Regions from separate parts of the Homo sapiens genome. Here all the other regions are linked to region 1. The links are chromatin loops, found by intact Hi-C in ENCODE. Cell type or tissue: PC-3. All regions are shown on one strand. Region 1 has its middle 200 kb from the start of MIR3977. Region 2 has its middle 46 kb from the start of MIR3977. Region 3 has its middle 41 kb from the start of VCAN. Region 4 has its middle 85 kb from the start of MIR3977. Region 5 has its middle 86 kb from the start of TMEM167A.

Region 1 (5,000 bases):
GCAAGGGGAAATGCTGATAGGAAACAAGTGAGTTTTATGTGCTCTTGAAATTCTATGAAAAAAATATGCTAAATGCTAATCAGAAAGCCTGCAATCTTTCATTTTCTCTTTATGACAATGATTAAGCTCATAATGTCTTTCAGAGACTTGAGCAAAGAAAACAAGCTGGAAAATCAGTGCAGTAAATGGCAAACATGCCACGGATGTGGATTAGACTGGGAACTAGAGTCAGTGAGAACATGGTATTTGAGTAACACTGTCCCTGGATTGGCAAATCTGTCTGAGATCTGTTATATTTTGAGTCTCAAAGACACTGAAACACAGATGTGGCCATAAAGGCCATATGATTAGAACAGGAAGTCTGCAGATGAAAGTTCAGATACTTCTGATTTAATCTAGGTCTAGCCCACCCCATCACAGATGAGGAAAAGATGTCTCCAGAATAGTAAAGTGACTTGCTCAAGTTAACAGCTTAGCTGGAAACAGGCCCACAATTAGCATCTAGGTCTGTTGACTCCTAGTGCTGTCTGCTCCTTCATATTGCCTCTCCCTTTAAATTCCTTTTCACTCGCTTAATGAGTATTGTTAGAGCCTAAAAGCCTGTGTATGTGTTGTGGTTATATTGCTGTCAGGAAAGGACAATTAGAAAATAGATCAAAGTTGTATTTATACTTCAACTGTGAAGAAACGCAACTTGATGGTTTAAGGACGGCCTTATGCCAACAATCAATCAGGTAAGTCTGTGATGGTGCTCTTGGGGGCTGGTGTGCTCCATGGGTCATCACACTGAGCCCTACTGAACCGCTGCTTTAACAACAGAAATTTAAATAGAGGACATTTTTATGTTTTGCAGACTTATTATGTGTGTATTTGCATATAAATATATATAATTTGCACATAATCTATAATTACAAAAACTTTTTTTTTTTTTTTGTAAAGGTCAGGACCTGATATTTTCTGAAATTGGTAGTGGTTAGGAGGTGCCTAGAAACAAAAGACTATCATCACTTAGCCAAATTGCTTTGGGGCATGGACCAAGGGGGCGTGGAAACCAGCAGGGAAATATAGATCAGATTGGGATCAAGTGAAACATTTGAGTTTTCCAGGTAAACATATCACAGGGCCTTGAAAATAAATTTTAAGAAGATAATTTTACATTGTATTTATTTGTCTGAAATGCTTTGGAACTGATCTCTAACAGGAATGCTTTCAGACCTACACAAACATATCACTTGCAAAATTTAGACTCTTATAAAACACAAAAGGTGTTTATGAAGTTGAATATAAACTGCAGAGTTATCAAAAACTATCCCCCAAGGCACGTTAGTTTTTAACTGTAAATCAGAATTCAAGGGAAGGTGTAAAACAGGGAATGCAGAGATGTTTCTTCCTTGCTCACAATGCCCCTGGAGTCCAACATCAGATCCATGCTGCAGCAAACTCTCCATCAGAAGGGCCAGCCAAGGAGGAGGGTGCTTTACTATATGAATAGACCAGACTGTCTCAAAGAGATTAGCCCATGCCAGTAACAGTTCTTAGACTAAATCGCTCTATTTCAGAAGTTCTTTCTAAAACCCTTATTTCTGAATCAAAAACATGCCCTTTTATTAATTTGTATCCGTGTTCTCCTGAAATAGGAACAATTGACAAAAACCATGGTCAAGGATTGCCATGTAACACTGACTTCAATCAAGCATAGGTTCGGGAGGGTGTGTTTCATATGAATTTCTTTTCATTAGGTCATATAGCTAACATTAGATGCTAGAAAAGTCTGCAGCTCCCATAGAGGAGGGAGATGTGAAAATCTGGTGCTGGCAATGATGGCAACTTGCCATTCTGACAGAATTGCACAATCAGCTTCCAGGACACGTTTCACCAGTTTATTTTAGGAACCAGTGAGCTACACTAGAGGGCAGACTAACCTAGACCTTTTTATTCCCTTCCAATGAGAGTCTAATCCATTGTGTCTGACATGAAGCATTACAGAAATAGAATCCTACAAGTGAATAAAACTGTGACACTGTTTCATTATCGTTGATGAGGATTGTGCCTCAGATGGTTTCTCCTTATTTAACTTTGTACTGAGGGCATTTAATATCTTAAATACTTAATTTAGAGAAGGTTTAAGGAAAACAAAACAAAAAGCCTGTGAAAATAGTGGAGGGTGTACGATTATTACAGCTATGTTATTGCAAAGACAAGCATCACTGTGAGAGTGTGATAATGACCAGGAACACACAGAAACCTTCTCCAGAGGAACATGAAATCTATAAGACATTGTCACAGTGAGATAAATTAGATCCATAATGGCAATTTTTGCTTAGTATGGTGCTTTGTAATTTCTCATTTTTAAAACTATGAAATCTCATTTTCTTTTCTTTTGTGTGACTGTGAAGCAGTCTAAGGGTCAAGAGGACAAGCTGTGTGGAAATGGGTTATCCTGGAAATAAATTCAGCATTGCTCTAGCTGGGATTGTCCTATACCACCTTGGAATCTTTAGTCCTTTTAGTGATTTTAGGATGTGGTGGAGGAGAGGGGTATGGAATTTTCAGGATTGTCATTGGGCATAGATGTTGTCATGAAACTGGTTGATTGACACAACTGCCCACTAGTCATTCTTTTAAATTATCCAACTCACGGGTGTAAGAAATAAATATTTTTCATAGCTAGTGTATTAATCAAGATTCTTCAGCGATAAAACCAATAGTATATTTATTTATTTATTCATTCATTTTAAAGAATTGGCTGATGTGATTATGGAGACTGAGAAGTCCCAAGATAGTAGTAGTCAGCAAGCTGGAGACCCAGAGAGTCAATGGTATAATTCCAGTCTGAGTTCAGAGGCCTGAGAACCAGGAGAACTGGTGGTGCAAGTTCCAGTCTGAATTAGTTTAAACGCAATAGAAGATCCGTATCCTAGTTCAAAGACAGTTAGGCAGAGAGAGCATGCAAATTCTCCCTTACTCAAAGGATTGGGTGAGGCCCACCCATATTGGGTAGGGCAATCTACTTTACTCAGTCTACCAATTCAAATGTTAGTTTCATACAGAAGCATCCCACAGACACAACCAGAACAGTGTTTGACCAATTATCTGGGCACGTAATGGCCTAGTCAAGTTGACACATTAAATTAGCCATCACAGTTAATATCTTGTTTGTGTTTACTTTGTGCTTACAGATTATAAATCACTTTCATAAACATTATCTCTTTGTCCTCACTACAAGCTAGGTAGGGCAAATTTTCATTAACGTTATCACAAGGGGTTATTATGCATAAGTAATTATTAAGACACTGAATGGTCTTCATGTCTTTTATGAAAATGAAGCATAGAAAGATTTTGCAACTTGAGTAACAAGCAATTTGTATTACTTCTTTCAACTCTTAGTCCTAGGCTCTTTTGACTACATTTTACATTTATTTCAAAGTCTAAGCAACGATAGCTACAGCAACTGCCAAATCTCCAAAAGATGAATATTCTGACATACAATGTAAAAATTTCCCTTGCCAAATTTGTCCTGTGTTAAAATATACATAGTGCACCTGTAGTAGGCTTGGCACATTAAAATAAATGCAACTTGAAGTCAGTGGTGGCAGGGGTTAAAGTGGGCAAGAAATAAATGGAATAAGTATGTCAGTATAATTAATAATCACAGAACTCCAGAATGCTCCCTGCTCAAAGACTTCTTCCCCGTTAATGATTCAGATTTGTCAGCCCCGTTAATGATTCAGATTTGTCAGAGATTTCCTTTTGTTTGTTACTTTTTCCAGACAGCATTGCCTCGCCCCCAAATAAAACAACCTGAGACATATAGCACATTAAGGTTATTGGATGTTTTCATTTGGTGACCAGGGACATCAGGGCACTTTAGCCACTCTGATAGCAGAGTGATAAAAAGGGACAAAGAGCCCAGAAAGGAGAAAGGGAAGGAAAGCTGACTTGGACAGATTTATTTACGCTCTTGATATTATGACTATAGACTAGCCATCAAGACAATAATGTTAACTCACTAATTCATGTAAATTATTTCTTCATCCTGTGAGAGTTCACTGGAGTCACATCTTACTTAGGGACAAGATCTAAATTTACCATGTAAGGCAAAAATCACATACAACCAAAATCACCCTTGAAAACCTTAAATCACCATTGAACTAAAGTGTACAGGGCTCTATAACTGTGTTTAACAATTATATAATGTATAGCATGTAATAAAGACGCATATGCAAGATTTTTTTTTTTTTTTTGAGATGGAGTCTCCCTTTGTTGCCCAGGCTGGAGTACAGTGGTGCGATCTTGGCTCACTGCAACCTCCGCCTCCTGGGTTCAAGCGATTCTCCTGCCTCAGCCTTTTGAGTAGCTGGGATTACAGATGCGCGCCACCACACCCGGCTAATTTTTGTATTTTTAGTAGAGATGGGGTTTCACCATGTTGACCAGGCTGGCCTTGAACTCCTGACCTCTAGTGATCCATCCGCCTCAGCCTCCCAAAGTGCGGGGATTACAGGCATGAGCCACCGCACCTGGGCAAGATTTTTTAAATACAGTTTTATACCACAAATACATATTTTGAAACAGTAGAGTCATACTGAGCATGGCATGATGCTCACATTATAAGGGACACATTAACTGTGGCTAACTGAAGATCTCATTTCCCATCTTCTCTTATTCCATGGCCTATATTCATTTAGTAGAATGGCAGGCTGAGTTGCAAGGTAATTCTTTCTTTTAATTATTTATTGTGACACAATTTGAGACTTACTGAAAAGTTGCAAGGACAGCACAAAATTCCCAGTGTTAACATTTTAACCACATTTGCTTTATTCTTTCCTCTTTCTCTCTCTCATGTCCTTTTATAGCCTATTTTCCCTCATTTGTGCATGTATTATTAAATTTGCATATTTTAAATGTACAAATGATGCAAACTTACTCTAACTACATCTCAGAGGAATTATGAAATTGGTTTAATCAATGTTGCTGTGCATTAGGAGCTGATAAAAATG
Region 2 (5,000 bases), 150 kb after region 1:
AGTATTATCCGAGAAAACAGGAAACAATTTTCATCCCAATACCTAATTATGCACAGATTAATTTTACTTTCATAGAGAAAGTCAAAGATATGATTTCTCAAAAATGCAATATTACTCTGTTTGACATCATACAACAGCTTTTTCTCATTAAGCATTAAACTTGGGATTTTAAAGTATCTACAACATGTTCACATTTTATAGGCAACTATTGTATATCCTGTGTTTAATTGGGATCTAAATTTATGACATATTGTCAGATAATTTCCTCACTAGTGCCCACAAATAGTCTCTTACAATGTTTATTCGTTTTGACAGCATTGCTTTCTTGGATCTTTTCACTTTCTTTGTAAGGGGTCTTGCTTCAAACTACATTTTATGAAGTATGTGCTAAGAAAGAAACACAAGCCAAAAGTTTGAGCAATGCCACTAGTTAGATGTTGCATTGAGGAAATCAAGTCTCAGAACTTCCAAGGGAAATGTGGAATGAAGAACAAACTGTTTTGGTAAACTCTCTTTAATCCTCTAAAAGACTATAATGAGTGATTTTTGTTAGAATTTTAGATGATGCTGATGTCATCTGAAACATCTACTTAGGTAGGCAACACAGTGCAGATATTAATGTAACAGACTCTGAAGTCAGAGGCCTCAGGTCAAATCCAAGGTCACTTAATCACTTGATTCTCAGTTCCTCATCTATAAATTTGAATTTATCACCAAAACTATGATAGGAATACTAGCTACCTGTTAGGCATGTTAAAAAGTGCAAGTAACATAATTTGCAAAGTGCTTAGCATCACTTGACACATGGTAGGTGATATGGTTAGGCTTTGTGTCCCCACCCAAATCTCATCTTGAATTGTAATCCCCATAATCCACATATGTCAAGGGACAGACCAGGTGGAGATAATTGAATCGTGAGGGCAGTTTCCCCCATGCTGTCCTCATGATAGTGAGTGAGTTCTCACAAGATCTGATGGTTTTATAAGGGGCTCTTCCCCCTTTGCTCAGCACTTCTCCTTCCTGCTGCCTTGTGAAGAAGGTGCCTTGCTTCCTCTTTGCGTTCTGCCATGATTGTAAGTTTCCTAAGATATCCCCAGTCTTGCTGAACTGTGTGTCAAACCTCTTTTCTTTATAAATTACCCAGTCTCAGGCTGTTCTTTATAGCAGTATGAAAATGGAGTAATATAGTAGGACCCAAGAAATTATAACATGTACTATTGCTATTTACCTGGAATTATCAATAAGTTAGATGACATTTAATTATTTTTGGTAATAAAGAAGTTTGCGTACTATTGTTTTTCATACTGATTGTTTAAAAGCTTCAACATCTGTTTTGTACACATACACAACCAGATATTTGTAAACAATTTTTATAATAAGCCTATAGTATAAAAAAGGATAATTCTACCTAGAGTTATCATGAGGAGGGAATGATCTTTTATGCAAACCTCCATCAGTAGTGTCGGAAACTAGCAGGAAACTACAGTGTAATTACTACACATACAAGGCTCTGCATTCTTATTCAATTACTGCCTTCGCAGGCCTTTTATATTTTTACTCAAGCATAGTAAAGACAATATGGCATATTCAATCTCTACTTGGATAATTATAAATAATTAAATTTAATTAAGCCCTAATTATGCATAATGAAAAAAAAACTAGCATTTCCCTGGGATGTTCATGCAATCCCATGACTAGCTTGGCTAACTGTACACTGCAGCACAAAACTTGAAAATTATTAAGAAACCTAAAAAGCAGCAGATACCGCTAATTTAAGATGTGTCCTGGAACAAGCCGCTCAATTTCTGTGGGACTTAGCTTCCTCACCTACATAGCCCTGGGTGGAATTAATTCTTTCCAAGACGTCTTCCAGACTTCAGAGTCTGTGTTTATATGATTATCTAGTCTACCTTTTTCTTATCTCAACACAACTTAAGGAAAGCAGCACAATCCCATCTTTAGTGGTGGCAGAGATCCTCAAATGACGTGATAGGTGCCCCCTACTGGAGTGTCTCAGAATTGCTAGTGTGGTGGGAAGGAGGAATTTGTAGATTGAAAAACAAATAAACAAACAAAAAAAACCCGCCAAAGGAAAGTAAAGTGGGGTTTTACTTCTGTTGTCCCTATTGACTAAAGTATTCCAACCATCCAAATACTAAATTTTAAAAATTATTATATTTAGAAAGCCTTGTGGGGGCCAAGAGAGACTTCCCCTTTGCCCTCTGGGGAGTTGCTGAAAAATCAACTCACAAAAGGCAGATTAACTGGAGAAAAGGCACACATATTTATTTAATGTGCACATAGGGAGAATCACTGAGGGATGCCCACCATCCCAAATGGTTCAGAAGCTTAGATACTGCCTTGGCAGAACAGGTTACCCGAGAGGGGCAAAGAGAAATTCTGTTGAGGGGATTACTAGGGAGAATGAATGTCTCAGGGAACAGAAATTAGCTTGTCCATTATCTTGTGAAAGGGTCTGTTCAGGCATCATTGCATTCTTGGTTTTACAGGGAGAAGAAAAAACAATTGTTCCTTTTGGTGGGCCTGGATCTTAGGCAGATAAAGGTTTTGGGAGAGACGGTGGGTGGAGGAGGGCACTTACATGAGGTTTCTGCAGTTCAGCATGTCAAAACACATTTGGAGTTACTGATTTCTGAGCCCTAACAATCTCTAATCCAGGGATCATAGAAAAGCGGCCCTCAAACCATAAACAGTCTATATATGTGTTTTATACGGTCAATGTTCTTAAAATATTGGAATTTGTCACCAAAACTTACAACCCAAGAGAATTCACAAAATCCGAATTTCTGGTTTGCTTTGAAAATTCAGAGGACCAGGCTACAGTAGGCTCACCTTCTTGCAGCATGATAATGGTTGTAGCTGAGTAGCATTTGACTCCCTGACTACCATTCTCAATGGCCTCTTTAGCATTTGTCACTATGTGTTTCTCTCTTTTTCTTCTAGTAGAGAAACATTTTTCTGTATCTCAGCTCTATCAAAGGTAGGGAATCTAAAGACAAACCATGTTTCTTATGCCATCCGATTTCATTCATTCATCATCAGTGTCTCATATTTGACTCACCACTACTGTTTCCCACAAATTGGCCAGTCAAATAACAGGGAACTTATTTTCTGCTTTGTCACTTTGAGAAATATCGATTTGACCAGTTTTTACTCTTACTCTTTTTATTCATTTACTCTCAGGATGATTGCCAGATTTTCCCTTTCTCTGAAGCTCATTTATTTTAATAAAGTATAATATACTTTATTACTAATTTACATTCCCAGAAAATATATGTACTATATAATATAATATATAAATATACATTAAATATACAATGTAGGTATATATTACATTTATATATTATAATACATAGTATATATAATACTTATAATATATAACATTATATTTTCTATAATATATACATAATATATGTATAAAATAGAAAAAAAGATCCACAACAGACACAAATACTGTCAGTCACACATAAAAAAATGAGCAAAACTTCCTATCAATTATAAAATGTTTCTGAAAAATATAAAAAGTATCTAAGTATAAGGAACAATATGCCATATTCATTAATAGGAAGATGCAATAATACAAAGATATCATTATCCTAGCATTCATTTATAACATCAGTAAAATGCTTAAAAATTTTTGAATTTTTTTCCATGAAACTTAATAAGCTGATTCTAAATTTATATGTAATTCCAAAAGGGTCAAATCTATTCAAGAGAATTTTCAAGAAGAAGAGGTAAAAAGACTTATCCTAAAAATTACAGGACTTTAAGCTATGGAAGTTAAGATGGTAAGGTATTGTGACAAGAATAAAGAGACCAAACATAAATCTACATGTATGTACCCCTAATTCAACAATGTAACTACACTTAGTCTCTAAATACCATTTCCTACTAAAATGAACAAAGGCTCCTTGGAGAAAGAGCTGATTCCAGATCTGGAAACATAATTTACAGAATTGTCAGAAATATTTTGTCACTTTCAAGAGCAAGGAAGCTCTCCAAACTACCAGGGTCATGACAAAAGGACTTAGGAGCCAACTTAAAGAGGCTCCCAGTGGCCAAAAATAAGCATCAATAAGAATAATAACCAAAAAAAAATTACGGTATTGAGGTATATATGTATAGATTCTTGAGATAACAATGTGTCTACACAACAATTACCACCATGACAAACCTTGTTCATCACTTTTAAAGGATGCCAGAAAGCCAACTCATTTTAGTAGCTTATAAATAAAGATAAAGAATCAAATATTCTTTCTGACTTTCCAATAAAAACCATAACCCAAGGGAACCAAATAAGTAATGAAAATTTCTCTTTATAAATGATTTCTTGCTAATAAATGAAGAAAAATGACAGAATGAGAATATCACCATTTTACAACCCTTATTGAAATAAATTAATGGAGGCAATGATTGCTAACATCATCAAAAGTAAGAAAAGACATTACATGCTTTCTAATAGAAGTACATGTGTTATGTACCCATGGGATTTTAATTTGTAGAGGTGACTGGGTGACAACATAGAGAAGCTAATGCCATTGAAAGATTTTTATTATTTACATTGCACAAGCGGAGTGGGTGTATCACAGCATTCAGGGCCACATGGAGAAATGCCAGGTTTGGTCAGTAAGCAGAAGGGGTGCAGGGACAGCACGGTCCAGAGCCTTTATTGTGTTTTCCAAGGGGAAGGCAAAGCAGAGCAGTTTAGGTCGGGTTGTTTGAAGAATGTTGGCAGTTGCTAGACTATAGTGGTGGTCTTTGGTTGTCTGGTACTTGGCCCTCAGTGCTTAGGACAGAGGAAAACTGCCTCTTGGAGATAAGAGCCAGATAAGAGGTGCCTCAGAGTACAGACTCCGGTTGGTTAGTTTACATGTGAAAGACATGCTTCTAGGCAAGTCTTTTACTATGTCTTGCTAGCCCTGGAGGGACAGTCTCTTCCCATTCAGAGAGGCCACTAATGCTAGAGCATTAAAAATACA
Region 3 (5,000 bases), 790 kb after region 1:
GAACATGGGTCTGGAGCCCCTGAGTCTATGTCCTGTCACTAACACACCTGGAGTAAGTTAACAGAAGGACAAATGCTGTTAGAGAAGTCAACTAAATGTTCTGAGGTGAATGAACGGCACACACACAGATGTGTGACAAGTACACATTCTTCCTGACAGATAGTCTAAGACTAAAAAATGAAAGCTCAAAAGATAGAATTTAAACATGAAAACAAGTCAATTTTGAAATTCTCATTTTCTTACTTTACATGATGTAACTAGGCCAAAATCCCCTTCTCTGGGTATCAGAAGTCTAGGAAAGGCAAAAAGATATTTATAACATTCTTATAAGTCACTAAAAAGGCAGTGTAAATATATGCTAAAACATTTTATTTTTAAAGTGCTACTATAAAATGTTACTATTCTATAGTTGAAAACTGGTTTCTCATTGTCAGTGGATCTCATGGAATACCACTATTGAGTTTGCTAGCACTTCACTATGTTTCTTTTCTTTTCCTTTTTCTTTTCTTTCTTGTTTTTTGGAGACAGGGTCTCTCTCTGTCACTCACATGGAAGTGCAGTTGTGCAATCACTGCTCGCTACAGCGTCCACCTCATGGGCTCAAGCGATCCTCCCACCTCAGCCTCTTCAGTAGCTGAGACCACAGATGTGAGCCACCACGCCAGGCTAATTTTTGTAGCTTTTGCAGACAGGTTCCTACTATGTTGCCCAGGCTAGTCTCGAACTCCTGGGCTCAAGCAGTCCTCCCACTTCGGCCTCCCAAAATACTGGGATTACAAGTGTGAGGCATCATGCCCAGCCTACTGTGTTTCTAGGAGAGCCTTGCAAATTCAAAAACACAGGCCATAACATTTTTAAAACTCTTTAAAAGACTCTGAAACATAATACGCATGAAAGAAGTATAAAACATAGACAATAAATTATCATAAAACAAAATACTGTGGAACTATAACATGGATGAAGAAATAGAATAATGTCAGCAACCCACAAGCCCTTCCCAAGGTTCATGACATATTGAGTTGTTCATGAAAATAGCTCATAACGGTTTTGAAGAATAAAAAGAACATTGTAAGTCATATCTTCAAAAATTAGTATTCCATATAAGTAGCATGTACCAGACTTATTGGAACAGTCTTGGTAAATTAAAACCTACAATAAGCCAATATTTCTATTTCGTTTGAGTACAACATTTCCAGATACGAGCTAGAGATCATGAATATCGTCAGCATCTGACTCAGCGCAGCTCTAGCCATGCCTTGCTTCATGATGATATTACATTGCTACGCTCTGAGACCCACCCGGGGGCTTTGCTTTGTGATCTGAAAAGCCTGGCTGAGAAAATAGGCAAATATTCCCTTCTGGAAGCAAAATTTGTGAACTCATCTCCTCTCCCAAACATTCATTCAGCCTTATCTCACCTTTCTCAGAGGCTGCCTCTGCCTCCTTACAGGATACATTCTGCCCTGGGTACCAGGCAGACATCATCATGGTCATTATTTAATGCACTATCTGTTTTGTTATTGCCTGTTAGCTTTTTTTTTTTTCTCCAATTATACTTGGAGGGTTGATTCTAGACAGGTTCTATTTCCGCATTCCCAGCAAGCAGCTTTGTGCCTAGAACTCACTGTGCATATATTACACATTTATCAATGAAAGGTTTTAACGTGGATCAGGATGACTCAGGTGACACTGAGTCTGGTCTGCCTGTAGGAAATTGATCCTTGTTCTATCATCACCCAATACTACAATCTTAGGCAAGTGATAAGATAAGCCTGGCTCTCAGTATTTTAATCTGCAAAACAGGGATGACCGGTAAGGTGATCTCTAAGAGGACCGTACAGCTCCCAAATGCTTTAATCCTGCTAGATCCTCAGAATACTTGAGTATGAAATCTTCCAAAATGATGGCACCCAATTTTCACACTAAATGGGAAATCTTGATTGTCTTCACCACTATTCAAAACTGTGATTTTCAGACAAAAACAATTTTAAAACAAATGTATTTACCTTTCTCAAGACCACCAAAACGCTTAGCAGATTGGTTTTTGAACGACAGGACAAATCCTGGCCTGTCCTGGAGATGAAACGCCACCTAGTGGATACATTCCTAGGCAGTGCGTTCCCCACCGGAACAAGAGGGCGCTTTGTTCTCTGTGGCTGATGGCTTCTACTCATTTTCTCCTTCCTCCACCTGACACTCCTATCTCAACCTTGTCATTTCTTTGGCTTTCTAAAAATTATAGGAATACTTATCTTGGTAAGAGAAAATGTGTTTATTTGAACCATGTTTGATTTAATTTTTACCTATTTGCTTTACATTGCCAGCGTAGTTGGCATTTTAAGGAAAAAAGATAAAAGTCCAGCATACTCAGACTGAGTCTTTTTAGTTTCTTATCAATTTGGTTTGAAAACAATCCTTGAGCATTCGGAGACGCCTTGGCTAGACAGACAGAAAAAGGATAGTAGAGTTCACATGTCTCATAAGCAGAAGAGACTATAGCGCCCAAGCTTTTGTCCAGTTCCTCACCAAAGGACCAGTATTTTACAATTTTTCTTGTTTTAAAGAGAAACCATTATAGACAACTAATCTAGCGCTTTGGACAAGTAAATTTACTTCAGTGTGAAGTGGAATCTTTGCCTGGATAATGTTTTCACTGAGCTTAAGGAAATTTAAGCGACGGCTACTTAAAATGAACAGAAGGACAGGATTATACTAGTTATTTTTTTCTCTACCTAGCAGAAAAATATCCATCAGTTCTGCCTGTTGAGTTTCAAAGAAACTTAGAAAAAGGTGGTCTTCGTTAATTGATGAAACATCAAGAGGATTGCTACAAACCTCTAGCCCAGCTCCTGATGCCTCTAAGGTACTTTATCATTTTTGCAGCAGAAACTTACTCATTTAACCAGAGCTAATGATTCCTTCCAGCAGTCCCATGGCAGCCAGCTCTTCATATTGTAATTGCATCACTGAGGCTCTGTATGTCTCCAGCCTTTCCTAAAAAACCTTTTTTTTCTTTTCATTAGTTTTTTTTTTTGCTAAGTACCTCTAGCCAGCTCAGGGCATTTTAATTTATATTTCCTACAACCATCAACCTAGTGTAAAATTTCTTCACTTCTTTACAGACTTTTGTTTCTCTTTCTCTGACATCTCTTACTGTATCTCAAAAAATATGGAAGTTTTCTGAACCTAAAAATAATTCTTTTATTAATCCTAATATATATTCAAATTAAAGTTGTCTCCCCGGCCCCACCTTCCTTTCTTCTTTCTTTCCATAAATAAATAAATAAATAAATAAATAAATAAACTCTTTCAGAAACAGTCCTAAGGTATTAATACAATCTCCCTGAGTTCCAGAAACACATTTCCCAGTGGCAATTCTGTAGAGCCTCATTCCTAATGAAACCACTCAAAGGATTATGCCAAGATTTCTAAGTAATAGTCTTGTCCTTCTGCTCACGAACAAGTTTTATAGACTTGCTCTTCTTGCTTGTACCTTCTAGAAGAGGGCATATAGCTCAATTCAAACAGCCAAAAAGAAAAAAAAACTCAGAGGAAACATGGAGAAATTACAACCCTATAGTTAGCCTTATTTATGCTTCTACCCACTCCCACTGAAGGAATATATACTGTCAGTCAAAAGCTGCTCCTGTTCCTCCAATACATTTCATACTCAGAGTTCCTACAGAGATCATAGGCAAACATGAATTTCAAAGTCAATGTGCCAATAAATAAATGTCTATTCATATGTATTAGTTGTCTTAGGTGTTGAGTAGAAAATGGAAATAAAGATAAGGCACAGTTCTTGGATTCTGAGAGATTACAGTAAAATTTGAATGGCAAGATGAACATATAAACATTCATGGGAAACAGATAAGCAGGCATATCATAAGTCAAATTGAATTTTCCTATAGATATAATGGCAGATGTGTTGCTGACCAGGGACTTGACGCTAAACCTTGTATAGAATTAATCATAAGTACGGTATAAATAGTACACCTGCATTGCATAAATGTTTCTAACAGACATATCAAGAAGTCAAATAAAGAATCATGGTGTAGTTGGTTGAATGATGCCCACCCCTTCAAAAAAATATGCCCATGTGTTAATGCCCAGAACCTGGGAATATGCCCTTATTTGGAAAAAAAGTATCTTTGCAGATCTAATTAAGGATCTTAAGATGAGACCATCCTAGATTACCTAGATGGACCTAAATCCTATGATGTATCCTTATAAGAGACAGAAAAGAAGACAAGACACAGAGAAGGCCATGTGAAAACAGAAGCAGAGATTCAAATTATGCAGCCACAAACCAAGAAGCCCTTGGAGCCACCTGAAGCTGGAAGAACTTCTCTTAGAGCTTTTGGAAGGGGAGCAGCCCTACAAACACCTTGATTTCAGGCCTCTAGTTCATACCCATGAGAGAATACATTCTGTTGTTTAAACTACCAAGTTTGTAGTAATTTGTTATGGCAGCCACAGGATACTAATACACATGGTATCTTAGTCTGTCCCTGCTGCTGTAACAAAATACCACAGACTAAGTAATTAGGTAATTTTGAAAGCAAGAAATGTATTTCTCACAAATCTGGAGGCTGAAAGTCCAAGATCAAGACTCCTGTAGGTTCAGTGTTTGATCAGGGCTTGACTCTGCTTCTAAGATGGCACCTTGTTGCTACATCCACTGGTGGGGATGAACAGTGTCTTCACATGATGGAAAGGCAGAAGGGCCTAACTAGTTCCCTTTAGCCCTTTTATAAGGTTGCTAATACCATTCATGCGGACAGAGCTCTCATGGCCTAATCACCTCCCAAGCACCCTACCTGTTAACCTTCAGGCTTAAGTTCCAACAAATAAATTTTAGAGGGACACATACAGTCACACCGTAGTACATGGTAGCCAATCATATAAAACCCTGTTGATGGTCTTCTTTCATTTACCATGATTCTTGCCTTACCTTTACTGTAACGAATCAGAAATTAGAAGCACAGCCATATGGGATT
Region 4 (5,000 bases), 110 kb after region 1:
TGTAAATTTTTACTCAAAAAACAAAAAAGGACATCCCTAGTAATTGATTTAAAAACTATAGTTTGTAACCACAATTATTATCATCATCATCTAAGTTTTTTAAATTGTGGTCAAATATGTATAATATAAAATTTACCATTTTTAAGTGTACAGTTCAGTAGTAGTAAGTACATTCACATTGTTGTGAAAGCAATCTTGAACTGTTTTGATTTTATAAAACTGAAACTCTGTACCCATTAAACAACTTCCTATTCTCCTCTCCACCCAGCCTGTGGCAGTCACCATTCTACCTTTTTTTCTAGGATTCTGACTACTCTCGTTACTTCATATAAGTGGAATCATGCAGTATTTATCTTTTTGTGACTGGCTTATTCCACTTAGCATAATATCCTCAAAGTTCATCCATGTTGTAGCATGTGTCAGAATTTCTTTCTTTTTTAAGACTGAATACTATTCTACTGTATGTATATGCTACATTTTGTTTTTCCATTCATCCACCAATGACCATTTGAGCTGCTTTTATCTTTTGGCTATTGTGAATAATGCTGCTATAAACATACTTATGTAAATATCTCTTCAATATCCTGATTTTAATTCTTTCGGAAATATACCTAAATGTGGAATTGCTGAGTCATATGGTAATTCTATTTTTAATTTTTTCAGGAAGCACCATACTGTTTTCCAAAGCAGCTATGCCATTTGACATTCCCACCAACAGTCCACGACGGTTCCAACTTCTCCACATCCTTATCAACACTTGTTATTTTCTGTTTCTTTGACAGTAGCCAACCTGATGGATGTGAGAAGATATTTCATTGTGGTTTTGATTTCCACTTCCCTAATTATTTGTGATATCAAACATCTTTTTATATGCTTTTTGACCATTTGTATATCTTCTTTGGAGAAATGTCTATTCAAGTCCTTTGCCTATATTTTAATCAGGTTATTTGAATTTTTATGTTGTTGAGTTGTACAAGTTCTTTGTATATTCTGGATATTAAGCCCTTATCAGACATATGATTTGCAAATATTTTCTCCCATTTTCTCTAGGTTGCCTTTCACTCTGTTGATTGTGTTCTTTGATGCACAGAAGCTGTTTATATTTTTAGAAGTTTTCAATTCTGATGAGGTTTAGTTCATCTAGTTTTACTTTTGTTGCCTAAAACCACAGTTCTTCAGTTAGCTTTTTACACTGTATACAAATTAATTAGAATTCTATATCCATCATTGAATTTAGTGCTGCTCCCATTTGGCAATAATTTCCAGTAGTTTTTCAATGTTTTTGCTTCATGGATGAGATGATGACATCATCATTTTAAAGTGTTAATTGAGTTGATGAAAATACAGAGATTAGGGTATATTTAGAGAAAAGAATTTTTTGCCCAGCCAAATTTATGCTACCCACTCTTTTCTGGTTAAAAGTAAAAGGATTTTTAAATTACCATATATTTTAGCTTTCGTAAGCATAATAAAAGGGAGAAAATTATGCTTTAAATATATAATCAGAAATCTATGCATTTGAAACCAATCAACCAATCAAAGCAAAAGATATTATTACTTTCTATAAGTACAATTAACACAGTCTGCCATTCTCCAAAAACCAAATCTTTTGATCTACATTGGGACTAAACAGGAGTTTCTTTGTATACCTTAGAAGCCCTGAGTGCTGAGAAGCTAACTATGCCGGATAAAATATTAAAGAAGCTCTCTTTGTGTTAACAGAGTTATTTCTCAACATTCATGCAAGACTTAGTACCCCACTTTGGTGAAAGTACTACTGTAGGATCATAGTTTCCTGGTGAGAAATATTGTTGCAAACTATCAATAAAGCATATGTGTGTTTATAGGAAAAGGAAGAAAAGAGTAACAAGAAAGTACAAACATTCGTTATTATTTTTTAATCACCACCATTAAAATCTTTTGCTTACTTCCCTCTATTTCTTTGTGGCATGTGTTCAAAGATCTACAATGTGGTGTACTGTGTTATTGTTTTTGGCTCAATGCTATATTTAAGCAATAAGAAGTATTTTAGTTTCCTTTTTTCCTTGATAATCTAACAGCTATTGGAGTGCATAAAGTTTAGGGTCCACTGTCTTTCATTGCAGATTCGTTCTTACAGGTCAAATTGAATTTGGTTTCTGCAGAGCATTCAAGGTCTCAAGGCTATCTCAGACTCTGCTGCCTTTTGTCACTTGATTTTCAATTTACTGGAAGAAAGTATATTCCTGCTGGTCATGAGTAACTTCTTGTTCCTACGTTTATGAGATTTATAAGGGCCAAAGTTATTTATTGATGACCATATGTCACCTCCTAGAGATGAGTACCTGGTCAGATGATGCATAAATGACTCTTAAAATAAATATTTGACTATCTATGGAAAGGCAAATTAGCCTGGTTAGATTACAAGAAATATTTTCTTTCTTGGTGTTTTTTCTTTATTCTTTATTTTTTGTTACTTTGATATTAACATTGCTTTTATTTGATGTACTTTTGTATTAGAAGGAGAATAAATGTTATGGTGAGCAAATTTAGAAATAAAATGGAGAGTTAAGAGAAATGTAATTAAAAGAAATAATGGAGAGTAAAGAGAAGGGAGGGAGAATTGCTAGGAGAGTGGAGTAGGGAACTGAAAAAACAAAAACAAAAACCAGAACACTTTAACTTCCCCCTCTACTAGTTTCTTACAGCTTGGGGATTTATACAGTTTTGTTGTGGTGGTGGTGGTGGTTTTGTTTTTTTGTTTTTGTTTTGTTTTGAGATGGATTTCACTCTGTCACCCAGGCTGGAGTGCAGTGGTGCAATCTTGGCTCTATGCAACCTCCACCTCCTGGGTTCAAGCGATTCTCCTACCTCAGCCTCCCGAGTCGCTGGAACTACAGGTGCATGCCACCACACCTGGCTAATTTTTATATTTTTAGTAGAGATGGGATTTCACCATGTTGGTCAGGCTGGTCTCGAACTCCTGACCTTAGGTGATCCGCCCACCTCGGCCTCCCAAAATGATGGGATTACGGGTGTGAGCCACTGCACCCAGCCAGATTTATACTGCAGTTTTAATTCAAATAACTTTATGTGTTAGTACAGTGAATTCAGAAGAACTGATTAACTGGGAATTTTAGGTGAAGGAATCTTTGAAAGAACTTCATCTAGCTTAGCCCCACAATTTGCAAGAGAAGATACTACACTGTGAAATCATTTTCCCAGATTCTCCCTGGTTGTTAATAATAGAACCAAAATTAGAACTAATGACCAAGTCACTGTTATAAATTGATAAATGGAGGGTAATCAAAATTCTAAGATTGAAACAAATCAAAATTTAATGAAGACCACTTTCCATATGTTATACATTCTAAATCATGTCATTGCAATCTGTGTGAATAGTGCCCCAGGAGTTGTACAACGTGATGGGAGTGCTTCAGAGGCCCTGAAAAAGAAATCAGGAAACTTGGGTTTAGGCCCTGCTACAGTAGGCAAATCTCTTCACCTTTCTAGGCTTCAGTTTCCTCATGTATAACATATAAGGGTTAGACAAATGTTTTCTAAAGTCTTTTCCAGGTCTGAAAATAAAGCTATAAGATTATCCTCATTCAAGTTCACATATAATTCCCCATATACCCTATCCTGCAACACTTTTCCCAGAGCAATCTTTGCCCAGTCGATTTCATTGGCATGCAGTCTGCCACATCCATACTCAATCACCTTGTTTGGCCAGCCAAGGTTTGGAAGAGCTTTGCTGCTTTACTCGCTTTGAAGCAAGCAGAGCTACGCTTCTTTTCTGCATCTATACCACCCAAGAATATATTCCTGATCTGGCCAAGCAAAGTTGCTGAACAGTTCAAAAGGGCAGGGTTTTATTTTTTCTTTTCCTTTTTAAATTCTCACCGGAGAACAAAGCAAAGGGCATTAGAAGAACCACATATATCTCAGTTACTGGGCTATGCTCTGTACACAGTCCTAGAGAGAACAGGTCTCCTTCAGCCCTGAAAATATAAAAAGCAAATCTTAAATTTGTACAGCATGAAGTCAACTCCATTGCTCTGTGGGAAGAACCTCAAAAATAGACTTGGTTTATTGAAGAACAAAAGAATAAAAACAGATGTAAGCCTTTTGTAAACAGTAGAAAATGATCTGCAGATGATGCAGGGACGGCCATAAGAGCTGACAAACTTTTAACAAGTACAGTAAGCATGCATCCAGTTTGCCTGAGACAGCCCTGATTATTCCTGTTATCCCAAATTGTTAATAGTACCTCCTTTAACTGTAAAAATGCCCCAGTTGGAACATTAAATGACATGGTCATTTCTCAAATAAGCGACGCTGCTGAAAGGAAGTCTTCCCCATCCCAGAGGTGGCGGGGACAGCTCTCTTTAAGGATCCCTTTCAAGAACCTCACCTTGATTTCAGTGTTCAGGAACATTGGGCCCTGTATGCCTATAGTGTTGTTCAACTCCAAGAGCACTATTCATGTAGACTGCAATGACATGATTTAGAATGTATAACATATGAGGAATGGTCTTCATTAAATTTTGAGTTGTTTCAGTCTCAAAATTTTGCTTATCCTCTATTGCCAATTTATTACACTGACTTGGTCATTAGTTCTAATCTCAGTTCTACCATTAACTTACCAGGGAGAACTTAGAAAAACCATCTCATAGTGTAGTTTCTTCCCTTGCAACTTGTAGGGCTAAGCTAGATGAGGTTCTTTCAAAGGTTCCTTCAGCTAAAATTCCCAGTTAGTCAGTTCTTTTACCACCAAGCTTTATTGTCCTACCTCAGTTGCCTATCAGCCAAAACATGAGAAAGCTATTTGATCACATATAGGGCTGATCCCATTCCTATCTAAGCCCACGTGAGAGCCAGTTCCCAATTACAGCATATTCTTGGCCGTGTGTCGTGGAACTGGGAGGAGAAACCATCTTTGTTGAGACATATTGCCTTTCCACAGCTGAAGAACGACCTAGCCCTTATTCTTTCTTTTGCTGGGAGAGTTTTATCCCAAC
Region 5 (5,000 bases), 350 kb after region 1:
AGAGAAGACAAATCTACAGTCAACACCAGTTGGAGCCCTGGTTTTGCCATTTCCTTGTCTCTTAACTTTGCAAAAGTACTTTAAATAGATTCAAACACATCTTTGACCCTCATATACCAGTTTCCTGGAATTTTATATCCTTTCTGGAGTGTGTACAATTCATGTAGAAAATGTTACAGATTTAAATCTAACAACTGGTCTAAGTGGTTGAGTTGAGGAGACAAAGGAGAGTCTAGATTTGAAGACATTTTTGGGATTAATTATCAGAATTGTGTGATCATTTGGATGTGGACTATGAGGAAAAGGGAATAAAGATGACCCCTAGTTTTTTAGCTTAGGGAACTGCTTAGGTGACATTGTCGTTAATGCAAGAGAGAAGGCAGAAGGAACTGGTTTGGGAAAGAAAATAGTGGCTTCTTTTTAGGACCTGTTATGATCGAGGTATCTGTGGGAGTCACTGGACTCCTTTTGGGCACCACCTTCAAGCCTCTCAGCTGTGCTTCTGATTCCAACCAAGTCATAATAAGCATTTGGTACAGGTTTTGACCCACTTCCTGCTGACCATGCCCATCTTGAAATATCAACTGTGGAATGCTAGCTTCTTCCCATAGGGATTTCTCTGACACTATGGTGTGCGATGCCCATGGCCAGGAAGCCCACTCACATTCATACATACGCAACCAGAATGCAAGGGAATAAACACTAAGTGGGAAAATTGGAAAGAAAGGGGTGATGGCAGCGCATGAATAGATGGATGGATTTATTTTGGTTTTGTTTTTTATTAATTTTGTTTGGTCTACTAAATGTGTCAAGTTTCATGCTGTCACGTGGGATGCTGAAATTAAATGAGTTCACAGAAGTTAGTTGGTTTTCCCTGACAGGAACTGAAATTTTTGTTGTTGTTGTTGTTTGTTTTTTTCTGAAGGTTTGACGTTTAAAGGGAATTTAGAATAAGAAGTGAAATTCTTGAACAAAAGGCTTTAATTTATAAGAGACAATTTGTGCCTCCAAAGGCATAGCTCTGAGCACTGCTAAGGATTTAGTGGTGGGTGAACCCTGTGGGTTTTAGGAATCTCTTTGGTTTATGGTGCAAGGCACCAAATCCCTTCTATTAGTGGTTTCCAACGCCTCAAAACTAAGAGCCCTTTCTACAAGAAATAAAAAACATCAGGAGAACTCTATGTAATAGCTGTTGATTAAGGAAATACATAATGTTAGTGAGCTATTATAAATTCACTATGTCTTTGAAATAAATGTTTTATTTTAATAGATTAGAGCAGCACCCACATAAGTTTGGAAATACAGGTCATATATCTGGAAGTCTAAACAATGAAAGCATCAAAAATGGAGACTTCCCATTTTTCTTTATGACCATCCCTTTAAAAAAATCACTGTAATAATTGAAGGGCAATTTGTTATAAGACATACAATGAAGACAACATATTACAGGAATAAATAAGTAATATTGACAGGGTGATTTGTCTCAAACAATTGAAACACTGACACATCAGTTTTGCTGTTTGCATATTTTGGCAAGTAACAAATGTTTTAAAGATTTAAGCTGCAATGGTTAAAATGCATATTTTTATGCATCTCATTTCTTAATTTATATAACAGAAAGAAAACCCATAAGAAAACAACCAGAAAATTTGATAAATAAATCGTTACTTTTATCGTTATGCCCTTTTTGAATTAACCTATCTAAACTCTGGAAATATCATTAATTTGGAACAAGTTATTTCTGTATAATCTGAGTAAACAATCTTCTACCGTATGTTTAAGATGTATGTGGAAGAGCAATGTTTTGAGATCGAATGTATATTTTGGTTACTTTTAAAATTTTTCCCTTAACTTTATTCAAGCATGGAGCTCAGTGTTATCAGTGAAGATTTTTCAGTAAGGACACTCCTTTGTAATGTAAAATAAAATCACCACAAAAGCTTATTTACTGGCTCCCCTGGAAAGTCCAAGCATGACTGGAACCAAAGCTCAAATGTTATCTGTCTCTTCCCATCTCTCCGCTCTGCTTCCCTCTGGGCTGGTTTCTTTCTCCTGAGGGCTCTCTCCCTGGCTCCCAGCAGCTCTAGGCCTATTGACGCCAGCAGAGACAGCCTCTATCCTACTGTCCCCATCATTCCTGGATTGGATCTTAACGGCCTAGCTTGAGTCTCCTCTCCGTCTCTTAGCCAGGGTCCAAGGAATGAAATGCCCTTATTGGCCAGGACTAGGTCATGGGTTTATTACAAGAAAAATTGCTCCCTTATAAGCAAAGGGAAGATAAGAAGAATGTATATTCCCAAAGGAAATTGAGTGCTTTGCCAAAATAAAGAACAGTTACTGGGCCAACAAAGGCAAAAATATTCAATTCACCTAGTCTTAAGAATTTTTAGAGGGATTACAGCAGAATTTTGCCTGAAGATCACATTCTGATAGATCCTGAGACCACAGGGATCCCAGAAGCCCAGGAGCCAGAGAGCAACTGGATAGCAAGTGGCCATAGACTGGGCCTTGCGGTGGTGACCAATGGGAAACACAGGGGCCTCCTCATGCCGTGGTGCTGTACAAAGCCCGAGAACCTTCACATAAACGTGGGGAAAGAAACCCGGTAGTGACTATAATGGGATTTCCTGTCAGCCTGGTCTGTTGGGTGCTTGGTGTCTGATGACTAAGATTTATGTGACCACTCATATTATTTACAGAAAGTACTTAGAGCATGTATGGATTTATGCCAACTTTGAAAAAATTATACGACACCCTAGGAACCTGTGAGCTATGGATTAGAAACTGCTCTTTAGAACGAGGTAACATTTCTCTGATCTGGAAACTGAATACATTCCTAAACATGCCTAGTTCTCTATCTTTTAATACAAAACTTTGGGCATTAACAGGATATGCAAGTCATAAACATGGCGTCTAAGAATGCATATTTTGTAGTTGACTGCAAGAGTTCAAATCCCTACCTCAAAAACAAACAAAAAAATCTGTTTCATCACTTTGTAGTTGTGTGGTCTTGGCAAAGCCAGTTAACATTTGTAAGTCTCAGGTCCTCATCTTTAAAATGAAAATAAAAGCAGTACAGGTTGATGTAAAGGTTTGAAAGGCTATTGCTTATACAGTGTTAACACACTTGACATATAGTAAATGCTCAATAAATGTCAGCAGCTATTATCAAGCCCCAAGAAAGTTGGAAAGGGTCAGGGTATATCTATCACCACATTTCAAACACCAACGCAAAATGCTTAGCTTAAAGACCTTCAGGTGCAATTGGCTGAATTACTGAGGGACAGATTTGCCAAGCAGTGGAGAAGGGATGTATTGCTAGTTCTGTTTGTATTTATCATAACCCAGTTGTCAGCTGGATGCCTTCCTACCTCCACCTGCAGCCATCAACCAATCAACACATCTCCCTGGCCTTACCTACATGCTCCCAACACAAGATTTAGGTACACATGGCATACACTCCTCATTTTCATGACCGGGAAATTCCACGCTTTCCGCTTATTTCTGACAACTCACTGCATCTTCTCCCTGTGCCTGTATATGCTGCCTGCTGCCTTGTTTCAGCCTCTGCTGATCTAGATCCAAAATTCTGCTTCTTAGCTGATTTCTGCAAAAGATCAATTCAAACCAACAATTTCACACATTCTCAAACTTTCCTAAAGTTTCACAAGGTCGTGGGAAGAGGTCACATCTCATGCTGCCATTTGACTAGACCCACCCTATTCATGCTCTTCTTCCTTTGCTCTGACCTCTCTGGAATAACAAGCAATTCTTACTTACATCCCTTGGAATGAAGTTTTTACTTCCAAGTAAAATTATCAAGATATATTTTCCAAACAAATACAGTTTTCTTACTGAGGAATTGTGTCACAGATGTTGGAGAAATAATGTTTTTAACCTCATGACATTATGTTAGGTTTTATTCTATACACCCATATAGGAGACACACAGCATGCACTTACTTTGAAAAAGGTTCTATATGGGAGATGAAACCTGGAGCATAGATGCTACTATGACCGAATCTACCAAGAATGAAATTATATCACATTTCAATGTACCAATAATGAATGTCAAGGATATAATGAATCTGTAAGAATTTTAAAATGAAATATTAAGGTGTTTTAAAATTCAAAATGTGGATATTTAAGTCTTGACAACTGACAGACTTTTATCTCTATTTCAATGATATTTTATATATAATTTGTATTTATTTAATTAAACTCGGGGGATTACATCTAAAAAAAAAACTTGAATATCTAGCCTATAGGAAATTGAGATTCTTACAGACAATCTGCATTTCCAAGAGAAGAGAACTCTGAAATTACAAAATTGTTTACTTAGAAAGCTAATAAAAAATATAAACTTCAGGAAAGCAGCAGCTGTTTCTCTTTTGTTCACTAATATGTTCCAAGCTCCTGAAACAGACTCTGGCAGATAATCCACAATTGCAAATTAGTTAACACACAATAATTCATAGAACTTCATTTATCCTACACACATTTATTATTTGCCTATTTTATGTCTGACTGGTTCTAGGTGACTTGGAGATCTGATTTTATTTTTAAGGTCCCAAAATATTAAAATTTCTACCACTTTCTTAGGGAGATTAGTAGCTCTCAGAAAGTTTTCCCTGACAGGCTGTCGCAATGGCTCACACCTGTAATCCCAGCACTTTGGGAGGCCGAGGCAGGCAGATCATGAGGTGAGGAGATCGAGACCATCTTGGCTAACACGGTGAAACCCTGTCTCTACTAAAAATACAAAAAATTAGCCAGGCATGGTAGCAGGCCCCTGTAGTCCCAGCTACTCGGGAGGCTGAGGCAGGAGAGTGGTGTGAACCCGGGAGGGCAGAGCTTGCAGTGAGCGGAGATTGCGTCACTGCACTCCAGCCTGGGCGACAGACTCCGTCTCAAAAAAAAAAAAAAATTTTTCCCTGACAATTAAGTGTTTCATTTTTCTTTTAATCTTTCCTCATAACTCAATCCTTCAGTTTTCTGCTC

The links. A loop is a pair of places that touch in the nucleus more often than their neighbours do. Peaks named below come from ENCODE experiments on the same cell type or tissue, not always from the same donor. Only the 100,000 strongest peaks of a DNase experiment are listed, where the experiment ranks them.
Region 2: a loop joins it to region 1, with 4 times the contacts of the local background. A loop is called at or near these places in 50 of 110 quality-filtered maps.
Region 3: a loop joins it to region 1, with 9 times the contacts of the local background. A loop is called at or near these places in 38 of 110 quality-filtered maps.
Region 4: it touches region 1 in a loop (3-fold over the local background); 2 of 110 quality-filtered maps call a loop at or near these places.
Region 5: a loop joins it to region 1, with 4 times the contacts of the local background. A loop is called at or near these places in 2 of 110 quality-filtered maps.

What each region holds. Positions count from the first base shown.
Region 1 is chr5:82,639,655-82,644,654 of GRCh38, forward strand. No RefSeq gene overlaps it. Among named protein-coding and RNA genes, the nearest start is that of MIR3977, 200 kb to the right of the region's middle. In PC-3, a CTCF peak has its summit at 1,887 (motif pointing right); a DNase peak (open chromatin) is centred at 1,877; H3K27ac peaks cover 512 bases.
Region 2 is chr5:82,792,012-82,797,011 of GRCh38, forward strand. No RefSeq gene overlaps it. Among named protein-coding and RNA genes, the nearest start is that of MIR3977, 46 kb to the right of the region's middle. In PC-3, a CTCF peak has its summit at 2,001 (motif pointing left); a DNase peak (open chromatin) is centred at 3,090; H3K27ac peaks cover 567 bases.
Region 3 is chr5:83,428,496-83,433,495 of GRCh38, forward strand. No RefSeq gene overlaps it. Among named protein-coding and RNA genes, the nearest start is that of VCAN, 41 kb to the right of the region's middle. RefSeq lists a silencer at 2,146-2,195. In PC-3, CTCF peaks have their summits at 2,091 (motif pointing left) and 2,298; a DNase peak (open chromatin) is centred at 2,106.
Region 4 is chr5:82,752,269-82,757,268 of GRCh38, forward strand. No RefSeq gene overlaps it. Among named protein-coding and RNA genes, the nearest start is that of MIR3977, 85 kb to the right of the region's middle. In PC-3, no CTCF peak of the experiment used is centred here; a DNase peak (open chromatin) is centred at 2,293; H3K27ac peaks cover 1,230 bases.
Region 5 is chr5:82,989,198-82,994,197 of GRCh38, forward strand. No RefSeq gene overlaps it. Among named protein-coding and RNA genes, the nearest start is that of TMEM167A, 86 kb to the right of the region's middle. In PC-3, no CTCF peak of the experiment used is centred here; a DNase peak (open chromatin) is centred at 2,634; H3K27ac peaks cover 1,635 bases.